2 separate regions of the Homo sapiens genome follow, and region 2 is linked to region 1. Evidence: read pairs that join two places in POLR2A ChIA-PET (ENCODE). Cell type or tissue: A673. All regions are shown on one strand. Each heading gives the region's core, and the rest is flanking DNA. Links, peaks and the distances in the headings are about the cores only. Region 1 overlaps GC (GC vitamin D binding protein). Region 2 has its middle 96 kb from the start of GC.

Region 1 (11,869 bases), core at 2,413-7,412:
GTGTCCATGTGTTCTCACTGTTCGACTCCCATTTATGAGTGAAAATATTTTTATATGGAAATAACTGTGATTTTTTTATCTATTAAAAAATACAATAGCAAGAGCACAGTCTTAGAATAACCATTTCAGTCTTCAAATTTTACTACACGAAAGTAAATTTGTTATTTTGATATTATCAGTTCTGCTGCAAATGTTAGGTAATAATTGGTTTTAAAATGAAAATACTTTTATTTGACAATTGCATACTAGATTTTAAAAAATATAAATAACAAAATACATGGTTGGATTGTTGACTAGGCTAACATTGAAGTGAGTGTTCCTTTTAAGTTTTCTTAGCAAATATATCTAAGGAATTATATCCTGGTGGCAATTGGAATGTAATATCTAGTATATATCCTATAGAAAACATTGGCATTCCATTTTCCATCTACATGATACTGCAAAGCTCATTATTAATTTATTTGTTTAAAAGGCTCTCTTTAGCCTTACTAAGACAAATGAAGTGCTATAAAAGCACTTAAAGCAATGTATATCACAATGGTTAACACAAAATAGCATTGAGTACTTGATAGTGAAATTTCCCATTTAAATTACAGTTCTTACAATTGTCCAATAATAAGCCTTCAGTTTCTTACTGGGATTTAATAAGAAAATTAGAAAATTATATTCCATTCATGAAAAAAAAATTCTTGCTAACACATCACTATAGCAGACAAGCACCATAAAACTCTTTTGGCCATACTAAAAATTAATATATAAATATCTACTTTTTATAATTTTAAAAAGATAAATTACTAATCTTTGAAATAGAAATTTTCCTATACAAGATAATGCAATCTGTTGGACTTCAAATGCATTTAAATGGCTCGGGGATCTGTTTGACAAAAACATGTGTGATGATAGAGACATAAATAATGATACACATCCAATATATCCTCTCCATTAGATTGCATAATTTGATTTCGGTTTATACAGTATAACTTCAGTAGTCATTAAGACGTGTATTTTGTTAGGAAACAGTGAAAGAAAATCACCCATGTACAGTGTTTTCTGGTTTAAAATGTACTGTTTTTTAATTGGCAAATTATAATTATATACATTTCTGGGGCACAATGGAATAGTTTGATATCTATATATAATGGGGAATGATAAAATCATCAATGAACTCCTCTACCATCTCACTGCTTATCATTTTTTCTGAGGCATTTGAAATTTACTCAAGTTATTTTGAAATATAAAATACATGATTAACTATAGTCACCCTGACGCAAAATAGATCTCAAAACATTCCTCCTGTCTAACTGAAATTTTGCACTATTTTCCCAGCAGCTCCTCATTCCCTCCCTCCTCTTCTCCCTGCAGCCTCTAGTAGCCATCATTTTACTCTTCTGTGAGTTCAACTTTTTCAGATTCCATATATGATATAATGCAGTATTTTTCTTTCTGTACCTGGCTTATTTTACTTAACATAATGTTCTCCAGGGTCATCCATGTTGTCACAAATGACAGAATTCCCCTCCTTCTCTTTTTAAGGCTGAATAGTATTCAACTGTGTAAATACATCACATTTTCTTTATCCATTAATCTGTTGATGGACACTTAGGTTGTTTCAGCATCTCGGTAGCTGTGAATAATGCTACAGTAAACATGGGAGGGCAGACATCCCTTCAACCTGTTAATTTATATTTCTTTGGATATATACCCAGAAGTGGTATTGTTAAATCATATGGTAGTTCTATTTTTAGTTTCTTGAGAAACATCCATACTGTTTTCCATAATGGCTGTACTAATGTATATTTCCACCAACAGTGGAAAAGAGTTCCCTTTTCTCCACATTTTTGCCAATGCTTATCTTTCAATCTTTCTGGCAATAGCCATTCTAACAGGTGTGAGGTGATATCTCATTGTGGTTTTAATTTGCATCTCCTTAATGATTCCTGATGCTGAACATTTTTTATAAACCTGTTGGCCATTTGTATGTTTTCTTCTGAGAAATGTCTGTTTGGGTTCTTTGCTAATGTTTTAAATCGGTTATTGGTTTTCTTGTTATTGAGTTGTTTGAGTTCCTTACATATTTTGTATATTAACCTGTTATCAGATATGTGGTTTGCAAATATTTTCTCCCAGTCTGTGGGTTGTCTCTTCACTTTGTTAATTTTTCTTTTGCTGTGCAGTAGCCTTTTAGTATGATGCAATCCCATTTGTCTATTTTTTGCTTTTGTTGCCTGTAATTTCAGCGTCATGTCCAAAAAACTCATTGCCTAGACCAACATCATGGAGCTTTTCCCCTATGTTTTCTTGTATTAGTTTAACAGCTTCAGGTCTTACATTTAAGCCTTTAATCCATTTTGAGTTGATATTTTCTCAAGTTTTAATTGAGATAGATCATACATGGCTAGCCAGGGAGGCAGAATCACCACCACTTACTGTTTATATCACCTTATCAAAGGAGTGCCATGTGGAACTATGACTGTGCCAGCCCTTGTTGAATGATACTTTCTTCAGATTTTATAATACTTGCTTAATGAAGTGACTTTTATGGGAATGTCCAGAATTGTGCCAGGCATCCAGGACCTAAAAATTTAGACATGATCTTTGCCCTGAAAGAACCTTCATGGAAAATAAAGACAATTTTGCTTAAAGGCAATATTAGTATATGCTGCCTTTATAAGATCTATTAGCAAACGTCTAGTGAGTATTACTTCAAGTCTCTGTCACTACTAAGACCAAAGCGCCTGAGTCTTTCAACCAATCTGCTCACCTTTCTATTTTCCTGTGCCAAACCCTGCAAACTTTTTCATTTAAAAAAAAAAAAAAAAAGGGCCGGGGAAGAAAATGAAGAATAAGAATGACTTTTTTCCAGGACTGATAGTCAAAGATAAAGATTTTTAAACAGGCATGAATAATAATGAATCTTTCGATACCATAAAAAGAATATCACTAAATTTCAATAGAGTAATTCTCTAACTCATGGACAAAATGTACTCAAAAAGTTATATGTTATTTAGAAGTTAAAGTACAATTTTTCATAGAAATAATTTAAATATGAGATGAAGTTCTTAAAATGATGCATAAAAATAGGTAGTAAACATGGGATGTAAACTGTGATAACCACAAACCTCATAAAATTTTTGTGAAGATTAAAGCAAGTAATACATGTCAAATATTTAGAACAGTACCACCAAATTGTTGGCACTCAAATTTTAATTGTTATCATGATATTATTATTATTTATATTTATATTGCTGTAGAATCTAAGTGCTTCAATGTGTTCTAAGCGTCCAAATTAAATGCAGGGGATATCACCTTTACCCATCCCAAAAGTGGAAGAGGCAAACCTCCCCCTCTATCTTTACCCCTACAAAAGCAATTACAGATGAGGAGGTAACCAACCCACAAAAGGAAAGAGAGGTGGGATGAAATGCATGGAGAAAAAATGCTTCCTCTGGAACTTTGGTAAGTGTCACAAAGGACAGGCTACCACCCGAGGTGAACCCAAGGACATTAGTTTGAGTGAGTCTGTGATGCTGTCTCCTATTGCAGTTGCAGTTTCTGAGTAATTAACCCATTGACTATATATCTTTTGCTGTTTTCGTTTGTGTTTGAATTTTCAAAGTCTGAAAGGACGCTCAATTTGTTGCACTGATATCATCCTAAGAGGTACAGTTAACTTCTAGATTAGTTTATCTATAGATGTCATGTGGGTCTCTGGGTTTAGTATTAAAAGGGTTGAATTTCTTTTCATTGACTCAAGCTCAAACTTTTTCATTGGCAATATTTTTAGTGATACAGAAATCTCTTATAACCAGATCAGCTTCCTAAACCAGCTCAATAATGTTTACTATTTAAGTCAATTCACTACTGTGAAATGAACAATATCATGCCTGACTAGTTTGAATAAACACTGCAAACCATATTCTTAAAAGGTAAATTTATTTAAAAAAATACTAACAAATATACTGAGCTTTTCTGACATGGATGAGTCTGTCAGTACAGAATAGAAATAAAAATGCCAAAGAAATGAAATTGTGAAAATATAAAATGCCCAACAGAGCTGTTAAAGCCCATGATTCTCCAGAACACAATAGGAAAACAGCAACTTGAGATAGTTCCTAGCATCCTGTACGAGCACTTATTTATGTCAATGATATTTAGGATCCATTAATGTACTTGGTATACGAATAACTGTTCTAGGGAGCCAAATTAGGTTTTAGTGAAAGACTAGTAATAGTGAAGGCATCCAAATACCTACTTTAATAAACTTTGTAACAAAGCAGTATCTTATTAGCTATCCCCATTACAACGAAAGTTACATGAGGGCAAGGATGTGTCTATTTTGGGTTCCATTGTAAGTTCAAATTCAATATTGAACCCAATGCCTGGCACAAAGTAAGCCTCAAAAAATATCTGTTACATGTATGAATGAATATTGTCAACTCTGTTGGCAGAGGTAAGGTGCCTGAAGCAGCAAAGATTTCCTGAAAATAAATCACACTGGCTTTCAAAAGTTCAGAATTAAACAAGACTTACCAGAATGTTTCACAATATAGATAAAAAGTGAAACATGCTATTGCAGAAAGCAAAAATTCTGTTAGTGAAATTTGTAAACACTTAGTACTGTGGGGGGTCACTTCATGTGAAAGTGATTTCATCAGAGTCACTAAGATTATGCCAATATTTACTAGGGCCATATCAAAGTCCAAATCACCTTCTTTATAACCGAATGGTACATTTGAAAACAGAGCGTATAATTTTACAGTTCATTTGAGACAGGAATTAACTATATGAATTGGAGTGAGCTCAACTGGTTTTACACCAAAAACATTTATTAAGCAGTATTCCATGGAATGGGGAATCAATTAGTAATAATCACATTGCAAATTAACTTTAGTATTTATTTGCTGTATTTGAAAATTGAGACAATGATTGACATACATTGGCTTTGTCTTGTAAGCTAGATATCTTCTCTTTGGGCAAATGAATTTATAAAATTATTTTATCAGAAGTACATTTTGGGTAGCTCACCTGAAAGATCATGGTGCAACAGCTTCCTCTACAGGTTATTTTTATATTTTAATTCTGAGCTTTCTCAATATCCCTCTTGAGCTTCCTCCCTTGCTTCCTGTTATGCCCAAGGCTGAATGTTCCAGCAAAAATAGTTTCAAAACCTCTTTAAGCCTTATTCATTCCATCTAGTTTCCCACTTTTCTCTCATCAGTTTGCATTCTAACTAAAGCAGTATATAATGCCCATGAATTCTAAAGTGCTGTGTGCAAACACAAATAGTTAAATAAATTCAAACTATTTAATGGGATAACATGCAGTGCCCAGTTACACTACCTTCACATGCACACTCACATTCCCATAATATATGAAATGAAACTTTACATTTTTAGTGAAATGAGAAATCAGAATCTGGAAGGTTAGAAACAAAATATTTCTCAAAATGTTCATCGGGGGTACCCCATTTGAATACAGGATTTCACTTTGCATGTTATTGAATGGTCACAAGAGAAGTACTAATAAAAATAAACTCTTCCATTTTGTAGGGGGGAATTTAAACAAACTTAGCTCCTATTTATTATAAGGAAAAGAAGTTCTTATTAGGGCTATTTTGTGTATGTCTTAAAATACAGTAAGCCTTGGGAAAAAATATTCCTTATAATCTCTCGCTATTTTTAAAAGAGACTAGATTATAATCCCCAGCAAGTGATCTTATAGATGATGAGGATACATTGTACTAAATTCAGGGATCTTTACAATATATGGTTATTTAAATCTATTTTGATATTTACAATGATAAAACAAACTCACCTCTTCAAAAGGCTGCTTTCATTTCAGTTATAAAATAGACACAGTTGGAATAAAGATTTCTTACTAGAATCTACTGCCATGTAACTGCCAGACATTTCTCCTAGCTCTGCTTTAGGAGCAAACTAAAAACAACTCTTGACATCGTAAGTACAGCTCATCACCACATGAGGACAGTTCTAGCCCTAATTATTCTTCTCTGTGTTCTAGTCTTCAATTCCATAAAATACCATTAATGATTAATGGAAGTTTTCTGCCTTGCTTAACCTTTTGAACGTGTCACAATATCCAGCCTTGTAAACTAATCAATACATTTCAGAAAATGTACAAGATGTGAAGGTTCTCAGACATTACAGAGGTTTGTTGCAAGTGGTTTTTTTGGTTCCACTAACAATTAGCTTTATCAACTCTACTGCCTTGTCCTAGTTGCCAGAATAACATCAGATTCAGGATTCAGGTATGTGGGTTATTTTCCACCTTCTGTGTGGTTTTGAGGGTGTTTGAGTAGGTCTCTTGTTAAAAAGTGCTGCTGAAGAATGTCTTTTTCTCACAATTATCAAATCCGACTTTTCTCACCTCAAAAATATTTTGGGGGGGTATCCATCCAAAAAAGTACATGCTGCGACTGCTTCCTCTACAGGCAATCTGACATTAAACAGGTGACATTAATCTGATGAGTCCTAAAGAGAATCTTTAAAAAAAAAAATACAACCCTTTCAAGTCTGTATCTAATCACCACCACCTCCACTGCAAGCCATCAAATAGAAATTTCCACCCAGGCATATGTTTACACTGTCTTCCATAAAATTGTAACTGTTAGAGAGGAGAGGAAATCTTTGGGATTAAAGCCTGACAGCAGTTACCATCATATCACCTGAGATGACTTTCCCAACCCTTAAAGTGAGAAGGATAAACCACTAAAAGTTAAAGCCACTTAAAACAGAGTAAGCAATTTATATACTTCCTACATTTTTTTCCAAAGATATAACATCACAGGAGGGAAATTTCCTGGGCTTATTTGCATAAATGATGAGTCAGGTTAGGAGAACACTGACTGACTTTGATGTGTCCGCCCTATTACATATGTGATGGACATGTTGAACAAGGGGGTCTCATGATTAGTAACTAGCTCTTCCCTGTAGCGTGAATGAACTCAAGAGCAGGTACTGTGATTTTTCTGTTCCCTCTCAAATACCAATGTCATTTCATCATGAGAATGGCTAGTTACATTTAATAGTCAAAAATGTTTTAATTCATTGAAAGTTGAAGCTACTACCCCATTCAGGCCTGTTTCAGTTCTATTGCCTGTGGTGGGAAAGGAAGACACAGATACCTGCCTCTTGTCTCCTTTGCCTGTTCTCTTTTCCTCCTTCCTCCTACGCTCTAGGCTGCTTCTACCTCCTCCAGGGCTAACACAGGAAAGGAGAAGCTAGTAAGAGAGATAGCAGCAGGAAAAACTCAACTCAATGGGCAAAAAATTCAATGGGCAGCATGGTGAGCCAAGGTTGTCTCCTCTGGTTACCAAGATGTGTAAAGCTGCCGTTTTCTCTTACTGTGTTCTTCTGTGATCTCTCTCCCTTGTTATTCCTGGAGATCTCTCATATGCAGCTGGCACCTTAAGACTCTCCTCTGGGCCCCTGGTTTTCAAATTGTCTACCTCCACACAGAGACCCAACTGTTGGCAGTCCACTGCTCTGTAGATAGCACTTTGTTGGGGGTAGAGCTGGGACTGGGGGAAATATATTTAAGACAACTCCTAGCCAGCTCGCTCTCTTGCTTGAGCTACATCAGGTCTGCAGGTCACATGACAACTTCCCACCCAGTCCTCTGCTTTGTTCTCCAGGCCACTTAGCAAGCCCATCACCCTCTAGATTTCTCCAGCCTGAATCAGACACCTGTCCATTACACCCCAAATTCCAAGAGCTCCCTGTCAAGCGCTGAGTGGTTTCTTGAAGCCCTTGTCACTATGTGAAAGTGAAAGGAAACACTTCCCACCATCCCCCAGACTCACCACACTTTGTCTAAAATATTCTTTGCCTGATTTCCACCTTGTCCCCAGCTGAATTCCTAGCCTTCCCTTAGACAGCCAGGAGCCAAGTAGCAGAGCATGGGTGGCAGCACTAACTCTCCTGTACCTCCTTTAAAGTCCTGCATTAGTGGCACCAGCCCCTCACCTTGGAGTGGAGACAGTCTCCAATTATTTGTAGTTCTGTTTTTCTTTTCAGGCCTTAGGTAAAACTGAGACATTAAAAGAAGGAAGGGAGGAAGCAGGGTGGGAAGGAGGGAGGGAAGGAGAAAAATTCTCATTTTGGTATCATTATAAAGATAGGACCTAATAGTTGCCATATCAATAGCTTCTGACTCACTAGTTGACATGTATCATTTGACTCACTTACGTTCAGTATTAGTTTACTCTCTCCTTTTGTTCTGCTGGTGACTAAAATATAACAGAATGTCATAAAATTGTGGCCTGTTATGAGAGAAGAGCTAGAAAGGCCCCCAAAATATGAAATTGCATATAGACATTGAGAAAATACGACTTTCATTGTAGGCCACGTGGAAGATCACTTTATACATGTACATGTAACATAATATTCATCAAAAGGGGACACATACAAATTTTTCTATTTCTGCCTCCTAGGCCGGGATTATGAAAAGAATAAAGTCTGCAAGGAATTCTCCCATCTGGGAAAGGAGGACTTCACATCTCTGTAAGTGTGCAGCAGCCACTCACTCTGTTGGTGATTTGATCTTGAACAAAACTGAGTGTGAGGTAACTTTGACTCAGCATGGAGGTTAATCCTTAATCCTTGCCAAGAGTAAGAGGACAGAGCCCCAGGCCCAAGGTAGGCACAGGAGTCAAGCAAATTAAGGACATCCAGAGATTCCAGATGACCTCTGATTACCACAGTCTAAGAATTTGTCACCAGTAAGTTTATGAATGAGTTCAAAGATAATACGTAAAGCATAGCTTTCTAAGGTCATTAAAATGCAATTGTACATTCTAGGAATCTGGGAAACCAAGGCAATGAGGTACAGAGCAAGTACATTTGGGGAGGCTTAAGAAGGACAACACCAGATTGGTTTGATGGAAGCCCTAAGTTCAATTTCTACTGCTTTCCAAGATAAATTTGCCTAGAACAAAAACTGCTTTTTAAATTAAACCTCATTTTTTTCATTAGCCAAATAAAGAAGTAAATGTGTACAATATTTCATTTAAACATTGAACAGGTTTCATATTTTAATGTGCCAAAATGTAAAAAGAAAGTTTCAGTTCTGGTCGGGCACGGCGGCTCACGCCTGTAATCCCAGCCCTTTGGGAGGACAAGGAGGGTGGATCGCAAAGTCAAGAGATCTAGACCATCCTGGCCAACATGGTGAAACCCTGTCTCTACTAAAAATACAAAAATTAGCCGGGCGTATTGGTGCACACCTGTAGTCCCAGCTACTCGGGAGGCTGAGGCAGAATTGCTTGAACCTGGGAGGCAGAGAGTGCAGTGAGCTGAGATCACACCACTGCACTCCAGCCTGGGTAACAGAGCGAGACTCCGTCTCAAAAAAAAAAACCTTTCAGTTCTAATTGATATATTGTCTTATTTTCCCCTCAGGTCACTAGTCCTGTACAGTAGAAAATTTCCCAGTGGCACGTTTGAACAGGTCAGCCAACTTGTGAAGGAAGTTGTCTCCTTGACCGAAGCCTGCTGTGCGGAAGGGGCTGACCCTGACTGCTATGACACCAGGGTAGGTTTCTGTGGCTGGCCGTCTCTGTGGCAGCCCAGAGAAGGAAGCCAAAATAGGCCTTTATACCACGTGTTGAAAAAATTTTAGACAGCAACTCCATTTACTCCTAGTTTGGGGGAAATATGAAGCCTGTTGTGTTTACAGCCTGGTTTATTCTAACATAATGAGTCAATATTACCCATTATTCCTACAAGGTTCAAATGAGAAAACTGGGTCATAGAGTAATTTAGTGATTTATTAAATGTACATTGCTAGCAAGAAGGAGTTATAAAATATAAATCCAGATATGACTCTAAAACCTAAGTTTTTATCACCATACATTTGATCTTCTCAAATATCAGCCCATGGATCATTATTCTAAGTGAAGTAACTCAGGAATGAAAACCCAAATATCGTATGTTCTCACTTATAAGTGGGAGCTAAGCTATGAGGATTTAAAGGCATAAGAAGGATATAATGGACTTTGGGAACTTGGAGAGAAGGGTGAAGGGGGTGAGGGATAAAAAACTATACATTAGGTACACTGTACACGGCTCCGGTGATAGGTACACCAAAATCTCAGAAATCACCCCTAAAGAACTTAGCCATGTAACCAAAAACAAAATAGTTTTGTTCCCCCAAAACTATTGAAATTAAATATATATGTATATATACATTTTATATATTATATAATTTAATATATATATATATATCAGCTCATGAACCTCTTGAAAGAATTCTAAAATATTGTGTATAGCTTAAAAACCTGATCATAGCTTTATCCTCTTTTATCATCATGCCAGGACTGGTACCAAGTGCTCCAGAATAATTTAGTGTTGGTTTCAAATTTGGAAGGAGGATTCAAAAGTTGCCCTGTATGCACATAACTGAATTCTAGGTTTCTCCCCTATAGCACTTATGCAAAAATTAAAATGCTGACATGTTCAGACAGTAGCTGAAAAGGGTTAAATCTAAGGAGTTTCAGCAATTTATTAATGCAGTCGTCAGGCCTGATGCAAATGACATTTAGATGCATTTTGATAAAGGCTTTTACAGACAGATTTGTCTCACTGTTCAAGCCTTCAGCAGATATCATACAGAAACAATGCTCCAAAGATCTGATTAGAATAGATTCTACACAATGAATATTCTTACCCATTAATTGCTTTACCTGTCCCTTATCTATTTTTTCAGAATTTTATAATCCTTTTCTTCCACCAAGTTCATAAATATTTTTTATTTTAACCTGAACTTCTGTACCACCTTAAAATAAGAAAGCGTCAAATCATCAACATGACAGAGCACATTTTTATTTTATTTCATATATTTGCTAATACATCCCTTGATCAGAGATATGATCTGTCTCTACAATCCTGGAGCATAAGAAAACAGATATGGCATTGATATTTTTTGCATGATATATTTCTCTTTCTCCTGCTTGTTCAAAACATTTTTGAAAAGTGTTTTGACATTTTGTCAACCTTTTTTTACTTGAAAGAAGATAACTTTAAAAAGGCAAAAAGAAGGGTTGCCAGGGAAATGAATGGAAAGGAAAAAGATGGACTGAAAAGAGAGATAGGATGAAAAAGAGTCTAATTTTTAACTTCTCCGAATCTGATGAAAGGATGGTACGGAAGATGGTGAGAAGTTAGTTTACATAAGTAATTCATCACGTTGCCATTCTTCACTGGTAGAAAAGATTTTTAGAAATTTTACCTTAAAAAGATGACTAACTTATAAATTAAGTATAAGAATGTCAAAGTACTGTTTCCCATATAAATCCCAAAGTAATTTTTTCCATGATGACTATTTCTATTCTTTTTTCCTCTATGGTGACTCTATTTTAGATTTTAATTTCAAATATGAAATTTTTCCAAAAAGAACATTTTGATGCTACGATTGTTTTGATGGTGCTTAGTCTGCTCACAGGTATCAGTGTATCATTGTTGAAGCAGTAAATGCAGGTGCATCAGTGGTTTTCAACCTACACTGCACCTGCACATAAATCTTGGAGCTTGGGAAAAACAGATTTTCAGGCCCTATTTTTGACCTACTGAAACAGAATTTCTGTGTTGTGCAACCAAAGCATTTTTTATTTTATGCACTCTATGAGTAATTCTGATGCAAAAGCCGGTTCAAGAATCATTAGGTAAGAGAATGCAAATAATGTAGAAAGTTAAAGGAACCAGCAATCAAGAGTCTACTCATTTCACAAAGGGAGGGAAGGAGAGCTCATTTAATAAACAGAGGGAGGTCCTCCTCACTCTTATTGGGGCATTTACAGCAGAAAGCAGATGGGAGATAATGACAGAATCATCTGTGGAGCTTTTTCAAATGA
Region 2 (11,869 bases), core at 4,661-9,660, 110 kb before region 1:
AGCTTCTATTTTATATATTCTCCATTTTTCTAATAACCTTTCATAATCTTTCCTATTAACTCAAAGGCTCAGAATCACAACTGTTAAATTGCATTATTATTTAGCTCCCTTATGTTCAAATTGATTATGATCATACAGAACCAGGATTAAGAAATGGTTTGTTATCGAAGCAGTAGCCAAGTCTCTCCAAAAGGAGTCTCGGTACACCTGGAGGTATGAGGACATAATTTTAGCAAACTGAGTTTTCTATAAAAATTTTAAATATATGTTTCATCTCTGAGAGAACCCGAAAATTAAAAGAAGCATATTCTGAATCAATTGGGTGACTTACAGATTACTGGACATTGCAGTGCCTCAGGTTGAATTTGATTTTAGCAATTGATCTACTACCAGGCAATACTTCATTAATTTGTCCAGGCTAACGAGAAAAGAACAAGGAGATTATCACACAGAGGATGCATTTTGTGCTGAATGAAGGCTAATTGACTGCCACAGTGATTTAAAACAGAAAGTGGTGACAGAATTGAGACATCACAAGGCACATGTTAAAAGGGGTGTGCTAACTTAAGATAAAACACAAGAAGAGATTTAATTTCAGAAAACAGCATCATGTATCACACCAAATATATATAATTTATTTGCCTGTTTTGGTTTTGTAGTCTTTGTTTGTATTTAATTTCTAAATTTGTTTGGATTTTATAGATTTACCAGAGATTTATAAATGTAAGGGAATTCTAATTAGTTCTGTTTATATATTTTTAAATAAATTACAGTAAAGTAATTTTTGCTGTCTTTAATAAACCTTTATAAATTTTTCAATGCATAAACAAAATATATTATGAAGATTCATAAACTTTTTTCTTTTAAAGAGATTTATCAATAGGTACACATGGATATAAAGATAAAAATAATATTCACTAGGAACTCCAAAAGGGGAAGAATGGAAGAGAGGTTGAGGGTTGAAAAATTACTTGCTGGTATGATATTCACTATTTGGGTGATGGGTACCCTGGAAGCCCAAACCTTGCCATTGTGCAATATATCCATGTAACAAATCTGCACATGTACCCTCTGAATCTAAAGTAAATGTAGTGATAATAAAGAGGTTTGTGAATTTAATCATGCTTAAGAAACACCATTATAGGTGAATATCTTTTCATAAAGGCCACAATATTTTAATCTTTTTCTTACCACGATGAATATAAGATCCATTTTCTTCCCTAAATCTGATAACACTAAAAATTAAATGATAACATTCATCTATAGCTTCTACAGCTTACTGTATGGTATTGACTTTGTGATGCATCAAAATGGTATATGAAGTCTTGCCTCAATACTTCTTTTGAGGTTCTGTGCAATTATCCTGCACTTCAGAGCCTCAGGATGTGGTGTGAAATATATTGAATGCTTGCTATGTGGTAGTCAGTGGAAATTCAACAGTGGAAAGATGTAAACACTCTACTGTTAAAAACAACATCTAAGCAGAAAATGTATGAGAATCTGGTGTGGGATGCTGTAAACTGAGTAACCAGAAGTGTTATGCTGGGTAATCACAGGAAGCACAGGTACAAGTAGCTCCTACTCAAACATAATAGATCACAGAGGACTTCTCATAGAAGATGGCATCTAAGTATATATACGAAGAATATATGTAAGAGTTAGCCAGGCAAAGGGAGTTTGAATTGAATATGCACATTTAAAAGGACTCTTAAAGAAAAAGTGATCTTCACAGAGGTCTAATATGAATCGATTATATACTTCCTAAATACCAGTATGAAAATTAGTACTTTTCTTAAGTTCTGGAAATATTTTTGGCTATTATCATTTCAAATACCACGCCACCTTTTTGTATTCTACTACTCCTTTTGTAGTTTCTACTTGATATTTGTCAGATGTTCTCATTCTGTCTTCCTTATCTCATAACTTCACGTTCATGTTTTATATCATTCTATAGATTTGTGTGACGTTGTGTGTAATTTCCATAGTACCTTATCTCAACACACTAGTTCTGTCTTTAGCTATGGCTAATTTGCTATTTAATTTGTCCACCATATACAGAGTCTTTTAAAATTTCAATACGATTTCTTATTGCTGGGCTGATCTGGTTCTTTGACAAATATGCCTTTTGTTAAAATGTACAACTTTCATATGGTTTTATGATTATTTATATTTTAAAATAACTCTAAACTTAATTATTTGTCACCTCTACAAGGTTTATCTAACACCTTAGATTACTGGGATAAAGGATGAATAATTCTTTGGTCTACTATATATCCCATGTCTCTCTCATATTGGGATATTTTTCTATATTTTGTTTGTAATTTTTCAGTTTGGATCTCATTTTAGGGTAGTCTATTTTTGTGAAAGTCCTATATACTCCGGATTGTAATAACTATTCCTACAGAGAGGTGTGGTGTTTTTTTGGTCAGTGTGAAATCCCACAACTCCAATTATACTGAAATCTTAAGGTCTCCATGGAAATACAAAAAAATATAAAAGATCATCTACAAAAGAAAGAGAAAGGTACAGGCATTATGCTCTTCTCATTCCAACACTATATGATGCAAGACAATGGAGCAATGTCTTTAATGTTCTGAGAGAAAATTAGTTTGAATATAAACTTCCACATGTAAAACAAAATAAAAATATGTAAACACTCAAAGTTTACTATCAGTTTCACCCTTTTGAAGAATTTTCTTGAAAATTGATTCACACCAGGCATGGTGGCTCATGCCTGTAATCCCAGCACTTTGGGAGGCTGAGGCAGGTGGCTCAGAAGGTCAAGAGATTGAGACCATCCTGGCCAACAAGGTGAAACCCCATCTCCACCAAAAATGCAAAAATTGGCCGGGCATGGTGGCGGGCACCTGTAGTCCCAGCTACTCAGGAGGCTGAGGCAGGAGCATTGCTTGAACCCCGGAGGCAGAGGTTGCAGATCGTGCCACTACACTCACCTGGCGACAGAGCGAGACTCCGTCTCAAAAAAAAAAAAAAAAAAGAGAGAAAGAGAAAAAGGAAAAAAGAAAATAAAATAAAATAGATTCCCATAAAAGTATATGCAAGGAAGAAGAAAACATGTAGGATACAAGAAACAATGGCATTAAACCAAGACTTCCCATGGAAAAAAAGTATATTTATAAGAATAAGAGTTTAGCAGCAATCCTGGAACAGTATCCAAATTAGAACAGAAATACAATAGGCTCCAAGGAAGTCTTCAAGCAACAGGATACGGATATGTTGTGGTCTAGTAATAGTTGTCATTAATAAAGAGATGCATATATTCTTGGTATCGTGAAGAAAGCATATATTTCCAGTCAGCAAGGAAAAAAAATATGAAATGCCAAAATCAGAAATGAATGTAGTAAGGCAAAACAAAAAAGAAGGAAAGCATTCAGAAGTTATGGAGTAACCAAAGCAAGAAAGGATGATGGCCTGAACTAAGAGAGTGGCCTATATGGAGAAAACTCAAGACAATAATGAGATAGCATCAATAGTTCTGTTATGGGAAAGGGGTCCCAGTCGAGCCCCAAGAGAGAGTTCCTGGATCTCACCCAGGAAAGAATTCAGGGTGAGTCCACACTGCAAAGTAAAAGCAAGTTTATTAAGAAAATAAAGTGGTGAAAGGACGGCTACTTCACAGACAGAGAAGGACATTCCTGAAAGTAAGAACGCATCTGCCCTAGGTACAATGCATATATATATGTATATGTATGTATATATGTATATATATATATACAATGCATATATATGCATTGGATATGTATATGTATATATACATGATAAAAATAGATCTTAGGGAGATGTGCTCTGCTACAAGGGTTTGTGATAAAGAATTAATTTCCTTAATTACTATATTTTGCAAGAATCGATATCATGATCTTTAAAGTAAAATTAGGAATGCCCTTGTTCTCCAGATATCAGGATATCTGGACTCACCCAAGTCTGGGTCTGTTTCAGTAAGCATCATTAATTTGTTTCCTTAACCATAAACATCTAGAGGCTAGGAATGCCTAATTTTCTGGAATGCGGCCCGGCAGGTCTCAGCCTTGTTTTCCTAGCCCTCACTCAAAGTGGAGTTGCTCTGGTTTGAACACCTCTGACAGTTCCTAGTGACTGAATGTAGGGATATGGAGGAGTGACAGAAGAGGAATCAAGGATGATGCCAAGTTTCTGATTTTAACAACTAGAAATGACTATTTCATTCATTAAAGAGTATAAAAAGAGTGACATATTTGAAGGAGAAAATATTAAGCTGAGATTTGTGGGTATATCAGTGGTTATTGGCCCTCTTAGCAGCCATGGTAAGCACCTTATTTTGCCCCTATAATTCATTGTTCAAATCACAAAAAAATAACAGTGCACAAAATAAATCTTGGAGGTGGAGAGTAGAAAAGAATGGTCAAGCCTCTGTATTTCATTCCAAAAAGGAGAATAAGATGGTATATGTGTTAGTGCGTTTTCTCTATGATCAGAGCTAAAATACATATTATTTCCTCTTGTGTCCTGGCTACAGCAAATAAATTGGTGTTCAACAATATGTATTGTAAAATTAAAATAAAAATTATTATAATAAATAAAATGTATCACAGAATTAAGTGTTGTTCAAATATAACAATTATCATTTTCATACCTTGCTCCTATGACAGTCTACTTTTCTATTTAAATTTTATAAACCCAATACTATTTTTATAAAAAACTGGGCATGTATAGAGAAGTTTAAATTTTGAGTAGCAAAGGAGAGTACAAAAATACAATCAATTGCTGTAATATTCAAATGTTTTATTCACCTAGAAATGTGCCTGGTTCTTTCTAACCCAACAATTCACATCTGGCCAAAGAAAGTATCTCTTCCTTCATGTCCTTGGTTTGTTCTAATGAAACTGCCACTCAAATGTACATACAGTCATGAAAAGCCAGGGACGGAGGAGAAAATTAAGACCCTTTTCCTTACGAAATGAGCTCTTTGATTCTCATCAAATCCTGATAGGATTTTTGACCGGTAGCAAAACTGCGTGTACAAACATAGTTATTGCCAACTATACAGGGAGCACCCTACAGACAGTTCTTTTTCTTACGTCTAGTTATAAAAGTAACATGCCTGAGAACTGACATGTAAAGGGAGTGCTGGTTTCCTTCTACATGCATATGAGGGCATTGGTGGGTATCTTTCCTACTTGGAAGAAGAAAGTTCAGCTCAACAATATTTTATTTTTATAGACCACTTTATTTTTAACCTGCAGCATTCAATTGTGAAAGAAAATTAAATTTGGGGACCCCAAACTCATTTAACCAAAGGGAAATGTCAAGCTGGGAACTGGGTCACTCAAACCTGCTTCCCCCTTTTGGTTCCTAAATGAGATGGCTACAAGACGAAAAGCTACAAGCCTCCCCCATATTTTCCCCACAAGGAAATTCCTAGTGAGCTGTTAAAACTTCACCATGGCAATGCAAATTGATAGCTTATCTTTACAGGTGCAGTCACCCCAGCCCACCAGACACAAATGCACATCTGATTGTTCCCCTACTCCATTTTGTCTGTGTTATCTTATGTAAAATGCAGATTTCCACATTTTCCCTCTGACCCTTTTGTTTGTGTCATCTTATGTAAAAAATGCGATTCTCTGAGCCAGACAAAGGCATGAATGACTACTTTTCCCTAAGCCCCCTCTTACATGAAAACTGTGTACTTCTCAATATCCTGCCCTTTCCCCTTTAAATTTGGAGCCCTCAAAATCATCTTCAGAGAAAGGCATAGACCTGTCTTCCTGAGCGAGCCCATAACTTTGGCAAATAAATTTCCTACAATGATTGAGACTTGTCATTTTACTCAATTGACACAATATATCTACTCAAACAGTATCACATATATGTCTGTAGCAGGTCAGAGAGCACAGTTCTGAATCCTGACTTTTCTACTTGCTGGCTGTGAAACCCAACGCAAACTAACTTGAGCCTTTTGAGCATAAGGTTCCTAATCCATAAAATATAAGGTAACAATCACAACTTTCCTTGCAGAAACTGAATTAACCCTCAAACTCAACTCTTATTCTACAATCAGGGCCAGTTAGGATAATGAATGTAAACTCAATTTTTTTTTTTTGTCTTTTGTCTTTACCTGGGAATGTCTGATGCATTTATCTATTCATTTGTAAATCACGCTCTGTTGCCCTTTCTTATCCCAAGCTGCCTCTATGAAAAGTATATTTTTACTAAAATTAAATTTTTTCTTTCCTTAATGGACTTTAGCTTTGAAGTTAAAGGATTTTTTTTTATTTTTTATTTTTTATTTTTTATTTTTTTTTTGAGACAGAGTCTCGCTCTGTCGCCCAGGCTGGAGTGCAGTGGCGCGATCTTGGCTCACTGCAAGCTCTGCCTCCCGGGTTCAGGCCATTCTCCTGCCTCAGCCTCCCGAGTAGCTGGGACTACAGGCGCCCGCCACCGCACCCAGCTAATTTTTTGTATTTTTAGTAGAGACCGGGTTTCACCGTGTTAACCAGGACGGTCTCGATCTCCTGACCTCCTGATCTGCCCGCCTCGGCCTCCTGAAGCTAAAGGATTTTAAATGAACTTCCCCAAATCATGTGTAGATTTATATTCTTGTAGCTTCACTTCCAGAATGAGCTTTGGAATGTTTATGTGAGAGAAGTCTAATATTTTAGATTTGGCTTGTCAGTGTTTAATGTCTGTTATAAAGTGTAACTATAAAGTAATAAAATAATCTTGTTTTGCTTGCACACTGGCTCTAAATTCCATTCAAAAAGAGCATCAAGGGCATTTTGAGCAATTAAATACCTGCTGAAGTGTACAGGAGTCCATGATTAGAATTCTATACAACACTTTAGGGTATATCAGTGTGGCCATATATGCATGTGTGTGTGTGTGTGTGTGTGTGTGTGTGTGTGTTTATAAAGCCTCAGTACTTAATAATAGAAGAAATTCACATTTGCATGACAGTTTAAAAAAAGCTTTTACATATAAATATATGTATACATATATGTAGCTCCTCACAGCAATACTGTACAGTTTATCACAAGTAAAATTCGAAATAGAAGTTCAGAAAATCAGGTTTTTCAAAAAATAGAGTTTATGGAGAAGCCAGGACCTGACTGCAGGCACTGTGACTCCAAATCCAAGGCTATTTCCATCTAATATAATTGTAAATTGCTTCAGACACAGGTTATTTCTAACTACAAATATTTTTACTATTACTTCGATTTTACAGTTAAGAAACTATGGTTCAAATAAGCTAAACTACTTGCTAAAGTCACACTCTTACTTTATAAGGAGAAGCTAGATAGAACCTCAGACTTTAAAAATTTAATTATAGATCTTAATTTCTGCGAGATAGATACAAAGGTATTTTTTGGTAGTTCTAAAGAAAGATATCTTCATTTATATTATTACCCTCAAATAGTTCAAGAGATATAGTAAATCACTTGGTATTCACATTCAATACAGCCACAGACTATATCTCAAAATTCCAAATACCTATAAAATTGCCAACAAATTGGTCATTTTTGTTATGGCTTCACTTTAATTTTATGAGCTGAATTGAGATGATCAAAAATCAAAATATACTGGAAACAAAAATCTCTGAATGGAAGGAAGGAAGGAAGGAAGGAAGGAGGGAAGGAAGGAAGGAAAGGAAAGGAATCAGCACAAACCCTAAACAAAGGGAGACCTCTATTTTTCTCTAACTGAAACTCTATACCCTAGTGTGGATTTATTACCACATTAAGGGCTTTTAAAAGTCAGCAGCAAGATGTAATTTACTGCTAAGGTTGTTGGTTGTATGCAAATTCAAGTCCAGGAGCATACGCATAAATTATTTCTTGAAGTTTGCCCCGTGTTTCTTGATGAAAGAAGCACACATAACTTGAAAGAGCTATTCCTCACTCTTTGGATCTGTTTTTAATCACCTATATTTTTAGCACTTAGTGCCTTTTCCTACAGTATTTCAGTTTCTAACTAAACATGATAATCCTTAAAATCAGAGAAAGCTATCTATTCCTTTCATACCCAGGAGCTATATTTTATTATCTCCAGAGTTCTTATGCCTTTGTCTACAACATGGACAAATTTATTCTAAAATTTAGTAGTAAGAAAAAAAATGGTACAAAGGCCTACATTCCATATTTCCTTTCCTTTTTTTCTCTTGTCCAAACAATGAATATCTTACTTAGTCATGCAAATTACAGAATACTAATAGGCCATGTGCATACACAACAATTGGGATATTCACACATACCACTAACATACCCCAGTCAGGGAGTAAAACAAATATGAAGATGGATAAAATTAAAATTCAGTTTAAATAAGCCACATGGTAGGTAGCAAGCACCTGATTTGGAATCAGAATATGAGAACTCAAGTTCTGGCTTTGATTCTTGCTTCCCATGTTTTCTCTTAGCCCCCCATCCCTTGCCTGTAAATGAAGAGATTTGTCTAGTACCAAAAGCCCCTGGGATTCCAGTTCAAGGTGGCTGACTAGAGACATCAGACACTTGCCCTTTCCAGAAAGAAGACCCAAAATTGCCATTAGTTTATCGTATCTTGAAGAGAGCATCTTAGTGAGAACACTAGAATCCAACAGAGAAGTATGAGAAACACCTGAGGCACAGAATGAGGAGGAAGCCAGCAGCCAGCTCAGCCAAGATTTGCTGGGAGCCCAGATGGGGTCTGTATTATGGGAAAGGAGTAAGTGAGGGAACTTCATTGGTCCACATGCCCACCACAGACTGCTGCAATCCAAACCATGAGAGAGCTCTTCTACCTACATGAACCCTGACACTAGCTAGCATAGGCACTCATTTGGAGACCCCAAATCAGGAGAGCATTGCACCAAACAGGAAACTTGAGCTGCTCACTCACATCCTTATGACCTAAGCAGCTGCAGCAGGTGCCACTGTGAGAGCACAGAGATTATTATGAACAATTACATGCTAACAAACTGGAAGACCTAGAGGCAATGGTTACATTCCTGGAAACATACAACTTACCAATATTGAATCACAAAGAACTAGAAAACCTGAACAGACCAACAATGGGTAGCAAGATTGAATCAGTAATAAAAGTCTCCCAACAAAGGAAAGCCCAGGACCAGATGGATTCACTGTGCAATTCTACCAAACATACAGAGAAAAACTAATACCAATCCTACTCAAACTATTCCAAAAAACTGAATAGAAGGGACTTGTCCCTAACTCATTCTACATCCAGCATTACCCTGATACCAAAATTAGATAAGGACACAAGAAATAAAGAAAACCTCAGCCAATATCCCTGATGAACATAGGTACAAAGGATCTAGCAAACCAAATCCAAACCACATCAAAAAGACAATACACCATGAACAAGTAGAACTTGTACTAGAGATGCAAGGATGATTCAACATACACAAATCAATAAGCATGATACATCACATCAACAGAATGAAGGACAAAAACCATATGATCATCTTAATAGATAGAGAAAAAGCATTTGACAAAATTCAACACTGCCTTATGATAAAACCCTTCAACAAACTAGGCAAAGAAGGACCACACTTCAAACTATAAAGACCATATATGACAAACCAACAGCTAACATCATACTAAATGGTGAAAAGTTGAAAGTCTTTTATCTAAGAACTGGAACAAGACAAGGATGCCCACTTTCACTTCTCCTATTCAGCATAGTACTGGAAGCCCTGGCCAGAACTAACAGGCAAAAAAGAAAGGAAAGCAAGGAAGCAAGGAAGGAAGGAGGGAAGGAAGGAAGGAAGGAAGGAAGGAAGGAAGGAAAGGAGGAAGGAAGGAGGGAAGGAAGGAAGGAAGGAAGGAAGGAAGGAAGGAAAGGAGGAAGGAAGGAAGGAAGGAAGGAAGGAAGGAAGGAAAGGAGGAAGGAAGGAAGGAAGGAAGGCAGGCAGACAAGGAAGGAAGGGAGGCAAGGAAGGAAAACAAGGAAGGAAGGAAGGAAGGAAGGCAGGCAGACAAGGAAGGAAGGGAGGCAAGGAAGGAAAACAAGGAAGGAAGGAAGGAAGACAAGGAAGGAACGAAGGCAAGGAAGGAAAACAAGGAAGGAAGACAAGGAAGGAAGGAAGGGAGGGAAGAAGGGAGGGAGGAAGGGAGGGAGGGAAGAAGGAAGGAAGGGAGAGAAGAAAGGAAAGAAGGGAGGGAGGAAGGAAGTAAAGGAAGGAAGGAAGGGAGAGAAGGAAGGAAGGAACAAAGGAAGGAAGGAAGGGAGAGAAGGAAGGAAGGAACGAAGGAAGGCAGGAAGGAAAGAAAATGTATTCAAATTGAAAACAGGAAGTCAAATTGTCACTCTTTGCAGATGTCATAATCTTGTATCTAGGAAAACCAAAGGATCCCACCAGAAAACTCTTACAACTGATGAACAAATTCAGTAAATTAACAGGATACAAATTTAATACATAAAAATCAGTAAACTTTTGTATGCCAATAATGAAATAACTGAAAAAGAAAGCAATCACATTACAATAGCTACAAAAAATAAAATAAAATACCTAGGAATACATTTAACCATGGTGGTGGAATATCTCTAAAGGGAAAATTACAGAATACTGATGAAAAAACTGAAGAGGACAAATGAAAAGACATCCCATGCTCATGGATCAGGAGAATATCATTAAAATGACCATATTACCCAAAGCAATCTACAAATGTAATACAATCTCTATAAAAGTATCGACATCATTTTTCATACAAATAGAAAAAAAAAACCTGAAATGTATATGGAACAAAAAAATAGCCTGAATAGCTGAAGCAATCCTTAGCAAAAAGGGACTATATTAAACTATAAAGCTCTGCACAGCAAAAGAAACAAACAGAATGAAGAGACAATGTCTTGAATGGGAAAAGATATTTGCAAAGTACTCATCTGACAAGAGACTAATATCCAGAATATACAATGAACTCAAACATCTTAACAGTGAAAAAAAAAAAAGAAAAGAAAAAAATCCCATTAAAAATAGGCAAAGGACGTGAATAGACATTTCGCAAAAGAAGACATACAGATGGCCAACAAGTAAATTTTCAAAATGTTTAAGTCATGAATGTTTAAGTCATCACGGAAATGCAAGTCAAAACCACAATGAGATATTATCTCACCCCAGTTGGAATAACTATTATTAAAAAAACAAAAAATAACAAGTGAGGATAAGGAGGAAAGGAAGGGGAACTCTTATACACTGTTTGTGTAAATGTAAATTAGTACAATCACTATGGAAAACAGTATAGAGATTTTTCAGGAAACTAAAATTAGAGCTACCATAAGATCTAGCAATCCCCCTACTGTGTTATCTACCCAAACAAAAATAATCAGTATATCTAAAAGATACCTTTCATCCCTGACAGGTCTGATAAAACATTTTTTAAAAAAACCTAAAAAATTAAAAGAATAAAAAAAAAGGATACCCACACTCATATGTTTATGGCAGCACTATTCACAATAACTAAGAGATAGAATCAACTTTAGTGCCCATCAACAGATAAATGGCAAAGAGAGTGTGGTATACATACACAATGAAACACTATTTGGCCATAAATTAGGAATCAAATCATGTCATTTCCAGCAACATGAGTGGAACTGGAAGTCATTAAATGAAATAAACAAGGCACAGAAAGACAAATATTGCATGTTCTCACTCATTTATGAGATAAAATCCTTGATCCTGTAGACCCAATCCATATCAGAGACTGGGTAGGGGGTTAGTTGGGAATGGAGAGAGGTTGGTTATGGATACAAACATACAGTTAGTTAGAATAAATAAGTTCTAATGTTTGATTGAAGACTAGAGTGAATATACTTAGCTACAGTATTATGTATATTTCAAGGTAACCAGAAGAAATGAAACGTTACCAACACATAA

What was found. ChIA-PET counts read pairs that join two places held together with the same protein. Peaks named below come from ENCODE experiments on the same cell type or tissue, not always from the same donor. Only the 100,000 strongest peaks of a DNase experiment are listed, where the experiment ranks them.
Region 2: POLR2A ChIA-PET joins it to region 1 with 11 read pairs; 2 of 35 experiments call an interaction of 5 or more read pairs at or near these places.

The regions. Positions count from the first base shown.
Region 1 is chr4:71,765,984-71,777,852 of GRCh38, reverse strand. GC (GC vitamin D binding protein) reads left to right here. Exons shown (of 13, transcript NM_000583.4): 2 at 8,453-8,522; 3 at 9,420-9,552. Among named protein-coding and RNA genes, the nearest start is that of GC, 12 kb to the left of the region's middle. In A673, for the core only: a CTCF peak has its summit at 5,076; no DNase peak of the experiment used is centred there.
Region 2 is chr4:71,874,487-71,886,355 of GRCh38, reverse strand. No RefSeq gene overlaps it. Among named protein-coding and RNA genes, the nearest start is that of GC, 96 kb to the right of the region's middle. In A673, for the core only: no CTCF peak of the experiment used is centred there; a DNase peak (open chromatin) is centred at 7,765; H3K27ac peaks cover 4,116 bases.